Regions from separate parts of the Mus musculus genome. Here region 2 is linked to region 1. The links are chromatin contacts, found by POLR2A ChIA-PET in ENCODE. All regions are on one chromosome and are shown on one strand. The core of a region is the stretch at or near the end of the contact, and the rest is flanking DNA. Distances in the headings are between cores, read along the strand shown.

Evidence for each region. ChIA-PET counts read pairs that join two places held with the same protein, here RNA polymerase II (POLR2A).
Region 2: POLR2A ChIA-PET joins it to region 1 with 11 read pairs in Patski. The contact joins the promoter of Dnal4 here to the promoter of Atf4 in region 1. POLR2A ChIA-PET finds 5 or more read pairs at or near these places in 2 of 5 experiments (Patski and embryonic stem cell).

What each region holds. Positions count from the first base shown.
Region 1 is chr15:80,253,137-80,257,027 of GRCm38, reverse strand. It overlaps Atf4 (activating transcription factor 4), which reads right to left and starts at 1,844. Exons shown (of 3, transcript NM_009716.3): 1 at 1,343-1,844; 2 at 507-821; 3 at 1-394. The coding sequence starts at 729. It overlaps Mief1 (mitochondrial elongation factor 1), which reads right to left. Exons shown (of 6, transcript NM_178719.5): 6 at 3,657-3,891.
Region 2 is chr15:79,772,501-79,776,391 of GRCm38, reverse strand. It overlaps Dnal4 (dynein, axonemal, light chain 4), which reads left to right and starts at 1,925. Exons shown (of 4, transcript NM_017470.2): 1 at 1,925-2,033. Gm30977 (a long non-coding RNA gene) reads right to left here and starts at 1,864. Exons shown (of 4, transcript XR_875488.3): 1 at 1,606-1,864.

The DNA of each region.
Region 1 (3,891 bases), core at 595-3,094:
CATGGAGGGATTAGAGTAATGTAAGCAGCAGAGTCAGGCTTCCTGTCTCCTTCAGAGATATCAACTTCACTGCCTAGCTCTAAACTAAAGGAATGCTCTGGAGTGGAAGACAGAACCCCTGGGGAACAGGGGAAAGGCTGCAAGAATGTAAAGGGGGCAACCTGGTCGACTTTTATTAAACTTTCTGGGAGATGGCCAATTGGGTTCACTGTCTGAGGGGGCTCCTTATTAGTCTCTTGGACTAGAGGGGCAAAAAGATCACATGTGTCATCCAACGTGGTCAAGAGCTCATCTGGCATGGTTTCCAGGTCATCCATTCGAAACAGAGCATCGAAGTCAAACTCTTTCAGATCCATTTTCTCCAACATCCAATCTGTCCCGGAAAAGGCATCCTCTGGGAAAAGAAATTCAGGTGTGAACGGTTCATGTCATATTCGGGAGGCAGAAAGCCATTAGAACACCAGATCCATATGAAAAGGGCACACCAGGACAGCCGTCCTACTCACCCTTGCCGGTGTCTGAGGCACTGGCCAAGCCATCATCCATAGCCGGCCATTCCGAGGAGCCCGCCTTGTCGCTGGAGAACCCATGAGGTTTCAAGTGCTTGGCCACCTCCAGATAGTCATCTAAGAGACCTAGGCTTTCTTCAGCCCCCAAACCCGACTGGTCGAAGGGGGACATCAAGTCCCCCGCCAACACTTCGCTGTTCAGGAAGCTCATCTCGGTCATGTTGTGGGGCTTTGCTGGATTCGAGGAATGTGCTTAACTCGAAGGTATCTTTGTCCGTTACAGCAACACTGCTGCTGGATTTCGTGAAGAGCCTGGATGGGGACCCAAAAGCAAGTCCAGTCATCTTTCTATCTAAGATGCCGGATGGCCAAATCCCAGAAGCGTCTACAGGGAGAGCACGCGGGCCCAAGGCCATTGTGTAAGCCTCCCCGGCCGCCAGCTCGGGTTGCACAAGATGGAGGCTTAGCTTTGCTTCACCGGCCACCCAGAGGAAGCAGCTTGTCCTCGCGTCCTAATACGGCCAAGGCCGCCGCGCCCCGCCCCCGTGACTCACACCCCCGCCCCACCGCCATCTTGGGCATCGCCACGTTCGCAGGATGACACGGGGACCCCGGTGAGCCCGAGATGATTAAGCTAAGACAGGACGAAGGGGCAGCAGTAGCGCTTTAGACACTCCTCCGCCCAGCTCTGCCCGGGAGCGCCGGCGTCGCAGGCAACGCAAACAAGGCCGACGCGTCCGGCCGCTTGTAAAACCGCGTGTGCCGGCCACCGCGCCCGGGCCGCACCCAACCACAGCGAGGCCCCCGCCCTCCGCGGCCGGCCCCATACTCACGCCATGGCTTAGGCCGGTGGGGGTTGCCGCTGCAGAGCCTGGTGCTGCTGCCGCCGCTGCAAAGGCCAACGCTGCCGCAGGCACTGCTGCCTCTAATACGCCATGGTGGCCGCAAGCCCTGCGGGAGGGGAAGAGGAAAGGGACACCCGAGCACACAACTTAAACCGGCAGACAGCAAGCAGAAATGGCGGCGGCACGCCCTAAACCCGCCCTTTATAGCCTCGGCCAGGGACGCAGCACACCGCGTATCCTCCCACTGTGGTCACGTGATCCTACCGCAGCGCCACCAAACCGCCTCTCACTGACGCCCTCGCCCGCCCCAACCCTTCTCCGCTGTGCTCGGGGGGTAACTGTGGCGTTAGAGATCGTCCTAAAGGCCCCATGAGAGAAAAGTGCACTACTTTATAGGTTGACGACCAGCCGCGGTCTGGTTCCGGAGCGCGGAGGGATCGCTCGTTGACGAATTTCCGGTGTCTTACAAGGCGGGGTGGGACACCTAGCCAAAGCTCTGACGGTCAAAGCCGAAGCTGCCAGGTTATCACGCGAGACGCCGTCGGAGCGCGCGTCGAGCTGATTGGCCCAGGCGTGGCGAGTCACCTAAACCTCAAGTTCCTATTGGCTCTGCACCTGGGCGCTCTAGGATCAGGGGTCTGCGTGGAAAGGGAGGAGCCACCAGAGGTTCCGGGCGCCAGACTGTCACACCTGCCATCTCTTGTCAGATGTGATCCATGTGTATTTGCTCTCTCCGGCATCGCTCCGCACCGAGCAAACAGCTTCCAGGCGTGACCTTTGGGCTGGAAGCCATCTTTTCATGTATTTGTTGTTTCCAGAACCGAGTGGGCAGGCTTCAGGCATGTGGAGAGACCCTTCTGAGTTAGCTGGTCCAAACCTTCAGCTTCCTGTCAGTCCTGGGACAGGGACGGCACTTGGAGGCAGGGCGTTCGTGTTGGGGTCTTCTTGGGAGATATTCCGGTTCCTCCAGTTCAGCGATTTCCCCTGAACCGGGGAAACATGCCTAACCTCAGGTCTAACCTCCTATGCCCATCCTCCCATCATAGAGGCCCTCACTGCCGGTTTGTATAGGGTCAGTTCCCTTAAGATCAGGTTTATTCAGTTGGCTCTCAAGCCTTAACTTCCAGGTATCACCTTCCCAAGAAGTCATCCTGATGAGTGAGCCTGCCGCCTAAGTGATCGGGAGCCCCAGGTACTGGTCAAGGCCTCACCATAAAGGATGCTGTTTTGAGAGTGCTGAGAGGCTCTTTCCAACTCCAGCCTGGAAATCTTAAAAAGAGTTTCCACTTCTGTTTAAGTGACTCACACAAATACCACTCAACTGGCACAGTGCCTGCCACTTACTGCTCAGTGATTATTTGCAAGCCTTGTACAACCCAACCCTAGCGCTCGGGTACCATAGTTCAAGGTCGTCCTTGATTATATGATTGATTGCTATTTATTAATTCGAACCTAACTCTCCAGTCCCTATATCCCTAACTCCATCCTCCTTCCTCAGAGGAGCCTTTATTATTGTTTACTGAGACGGAACCAACCATAAAACACGAGGCCTACATAATGAGATGTTTTTATACCCAAAGAAGTCACAAGTGCATGTGCACACATACAGAAGTTACCTAGTCTTTCCATGCAAAAGCAACAAAAGGGTAACTATGTCCTCTCTTTGCTCTGGAAACCAAAACAGCAGCCACACTGCTACATTAAGTGGACATCCCTTACAAGTTTCTGTCCCCTAAGCATAATGTACCCTGCAAACCATGGTTTTTAACCTATGCTGAGTTCCTAACTCTATGATGTATGCCCACCCCTTGCTTTGCTAAACTCCTGAACCTGTGATACATGACTGCCTTTTGCTATACAAAAACGTGCCTCCCCAGAAACCTTCCACGTGGTGTAAGCTTGCACTTCTTTTTCTGGCCTCCTTTCTAACAGCCAATTATCCTAGCAGCTGTTTTCTATCACATGTATCTACCCTGCAGGCAGCCTGGAGTCCCCCCACTCTTCTGTTAGGGTGCTAACAACCAATTATCCCAACAGCTGTTTTCTATCAACCCTAATGCTTTCCCATAAGAGTCTCCAAACAGCCAGTGAGGGGCTGTTTGGCTGGCCAAAGCTTGCTTAACCAGTCATGGAAATTTTTTCTCAGCTCTAACAAGGCTCCTGACCATACAGGTTGGCCATACAGAAGTTTAAAATTATTGACACTAGAGATCCCAGGAGAATGTCTGGTGGCTTCTTTTCCCCCGTCGTATTCCTAGCACCGATGTAAGAATATACCTGATACCACATAGACACGTCAGAGTTGTTGGAAAGGAGATTTTTATTTTCTTCTTCCCATGCTGCAGAAGACGCTGATTTCACCAGTTCAATTTCTCTCCTTCAAGGAGAAGGAGGATAAAGGTTCTCTGGGCCTTAGTAGCTAAGCTGCTCCTATATGGCCCCAGCCAAGACAGGACACAAAGATTAGTGACTGATTCCATTCTACCAGCAGGCAAGTGACTGGAAGGCAAGTTGTGGACTTGGCCTCAGAGACCAAG
Region 2 (3,891 bases), core at 676-3,175, 480 kb after region 1:
CAGGGCAGGGCTGTAACCTTCAAGGCATGTTCCTTAGCTGCCTACCAGCTAGGTCTGATGTCCCAAAGGTTCCACCACCTGCAACAGTGTTATCAGCTGGAAAGCAAATGTGCAAACCATAAGCCCTTGGCTGACATTTCCTATGGAAACAATAACCACTTGTCAGAAAAACACAGTAATATTAAGGACCAAAGCAAGAGCCCAAGATGGGAGCCAAAAATGAATTAGAGGTCTGGGGGACACAAGAGAGCCAGGTTACCCTGTTACCCAGTAGCTCCCACAAGGTAGCCTGCAGAAAAACACCCTATGATCCTCCATTCCGTTGCAGGAGATCCTGGAATCTGCACTGCAGAAAGATCTATAGGTACTACCTCTGTGATAGAGAACTGTGTGAAGGTTTCTGCGGTTGGTGCTGCCAGCAGGGAAGGAAGATGGTCTAACAATTGCTGTTGCTCCTCAGAAGGTCACTGGTAACCACAAGAGAGGGAATTTCAGAAACATCGTGGGAGTGGAAGCCAGATTGTGGTGGGCGGGAGAATGAATGGGAGGCGAGAAAGAGAGGATGGCAAACAAGGACCCCTTTGGGGGAGTCGTTTGTGTAAGTGACAGAAGTGAGAGCGTCATCCCCCTCAAAGGCTGCCCTTCATCTCCTGGAGAAAGTTGGAAAAGAGGATTAAGGAAATTTGAAGGCTGAGTAAGATTCGCCACAGACAGTCAGAACTTTCCAGGGAGGCTAGCTAGGAACTGTCGTGTGCTGAGCTGAATTCCTGCTGCCAAGTCTCAAACCAAGCCCAATGTGTGTGTTCTGGGTCTGTACACTCAAGCTAGGTTAATCCACTGTCCCAGATCAGACCTTGTTACCACTCTCCCCAAAGCTCTCCAGCAACCAATGACTCTATCTCACCTCACACCAGGGGCCACTTGTGTTTCAAACCTCTCTTTCTTCTGCCCTGCTTCTTTCTTTGTCTTCCCCTCTACTTGACCTACTATGTTGACCCTGCACTCCTACTACGTTGACCCTGCACCCAGGCCTCTTGGAGCTACCGCTGTCCCGCTCCCATTAGCATTCTGGTCATCTTGGGCTCTTCCCGCCTCGTTGTCCCACTTAAAAAGAGCCAGTACCCTGCCAGTCTCTGCTATAGAAGCACGCGGAAACGATTCCATTTCTTCTCATGGCTCTATACCTTCTGAACTGTGCCTTCCGCAGAATCACCAGCTAGTGGGGCTTCATTAATGATTGCATGATACGCATAGAATAAATGTTTAGATTATGGGGCATTCCACTGATCCATTCTTCTTCTTCACCTTCCCCTCAGCAAGAGGCTCTAACACTCTTTGGTCATTTCTTTCCAAGAATCAGAAGCAGGTTCCAGACAACTGCATCTGATGGTACAGGTGTCTCCCAGCCCCTGGGACAAAGCAACCCTGGAGGGTTTGCACAAGGGAAAGATCTGGATTCCTTCTCTGAGGTTATGCCTTGATTCTTTCCTTCAGTCTCTCTAGTTCTACACATTGGCCCAGACGGGATCACGGATGCTGTTAACAGTAAGCACTGTGTTGCGAATCAATGAGACAGTCACTCACTGTAAAGGACTAAAACACTACCTAAGTTCTGGTGGTTATCAGGCTCCTGCGGTCGTCGTAAAATAGCAGATCAGCGTCACGACACCAACAAACTGCATTTGTCATTTTCGATGTCGAAAACTCCCAGGGCAATACAGCTTTAAGAAGTTTGTTCCTCTACAAAGACTACTTCTGCCTGTCCGCAGCTGCTCCGGCAGGCTTAAGACGACTATGAGCGAAGCCCCACCTCCTCGGTCTTTAAGCCACGCCCCTCGCGTAAGCTCCGGCCTCCTAGGCCCCTTCGGAATTAATTGGCACTTCTCTACACCAATAATAAGTGATATTGCTGTCAACGTCCGGTGACGGGACGGGACTTCCGTGATGGTTGCTAAGACACTCTGGCTCGCTCCTTGACAACCCTGGCGGGGGTGCGCTGGCTGTGGCCTCGGCTCCGGCCCCCGCGGGAGCAGGTGAGGGCGCGGAGTGCGGAGGGCAGCGCGGCGGGGAGGGCTGGCCCTGAGGGAGGGCGGGAGGATGCGCGGGGCGGACAAGGCCTGGCCCAACGCTAGGCCCCACCTAGGTCCCCAGCCCGCGGTTCCCGGCCCAGGACCTCCCCTTGTCCCACGTAGGAGACCACGGAGCTTGGCAGTGACATTGCGCACCAGCACCACTTTGCAGGCCGCTCCTCCTCACTCATCTTGGGTCCTGTTTAGCTCCATGCCCTCGCATCCTCCCTGTTTTGACTCCCACTGCACTTTGTCCCCGCACCACCTCGCTGCTGACTGGTGGTCTAAATCGCCTCGTCCCAGATCACTTGGTTTGGAGATTTGGCGATACTCTGGGATTCTAGGCTGACTATTGCCCGACGGGGGGCACTCAGTCTTCCCATCTATAAAGTCGAAATTGGGTTGAATGGTCGCAAAGGCCTTTTGGACTCTGACGTCCTAGCATGATGTTGTGGGACTTAACTGTCAACGCCCCTTAGGATGTGTGTTCTCCTAACCTTTTATGTAATGCAAAGAATTTGGCAAACTTAAGTTGGATTCCCATTGGTAAGAACTACCTAAGATCTCTCTGGGCACCAGTCAGTGCATCTATAAAGCCAATAGTCTGAAGTTCATCTCCTTTGGCAAATGAAGTACAAAGGGTCCAGTCCAGTGTAGACGGTACTTGCTCACTTGTCTTTTTTCTGTGTGTATGTGCGTTCCTGTGTGTGCAGTTACATGTGGAGGCTGGAAGTCAACATTCGGTGTCTTTCACAATCACTCTCCACCTTATTGTCTGAGACAGGGTCTCCCTCTTTGATGCCAGGAGCTCACCACTGGGCTTCATGGCTAATGAGCTTCCAAGGATCCATCCTCTCAGCTGCCTCTCCAATGCTGGGCTCACAGGCATGGCCGCCTCACCCAGCCCTTTACACGGGTGCTGGGATAGAAAACTCTGGTCTTCATACTTTTGTAGCAAGCACTTTATAAACTGACCTCCACCCCCTAATTTCTTCTTTTTGTCTGTTATGACCTCACACTTTCCCTCCTGGGAAGAGCCCAGTGCTTTCCTGCGCAGTATCCCACTCAGTAGCCACTGTCTGCAGATGAACCTCAGGCCTGCTGTCTGGCTCTGCTCTTCCCCTGTGGCTAGGAATTCTTGGGGTACAGGAGTGAGGAAACTGAAAGAGGTTGGTACAGTGATACGAGGATTCATAGCTTCCCTTTTCCAACCATCCATGACTCTGCCATCTTTTCCTCCTGACTAAATGTCTCCATTTGCATTTTGCCAGCTGCTAGCATCAAGCTGGCCTGCCTATCTGTTCTACCTGGTTTCTTCCATGCTCTGGTAGGCTCATCCCTCTGAGAAAGTTATCAAGTTACCTTGATTCTCTCTCCGTGGGGTATCACACCCTCCCCATTCCTGAGACCATTCTGGCCTCTTAGGCCTGTTTTCTGGGCTGATCGCTGTAGCTTCCTGGCTGCCATCCCTGTCAATCCAACTCCCCAACCTCTGTGCTGCCAGCCACCCTGAAAGCTCCAAGAAGCCAGGCAAGGTCGTGATGCTTGCAACCCAAGGGCTTGGCTGTGTCAGCAGTATCACAAGTTCAAGGTCATCAGGAGCTCAGTGGTTCAGTGAGTTCAAAGCCACCCTGTGTTATGTGAGAGCAAAAACAGAATCCAAGGTTGTTTTTTTTTTAAATTTTTTTATTAAGTATTTTCTTCATTTACATTTCCAATGCTATCCCAAAAGTCCCCCATACCCTCCCCCGCCACTCCCCTACCCACCCACTCCCACTTCTTGGTCCTGGCGTTCCCCAGTACTGAAGCAAATAAAGTTTGC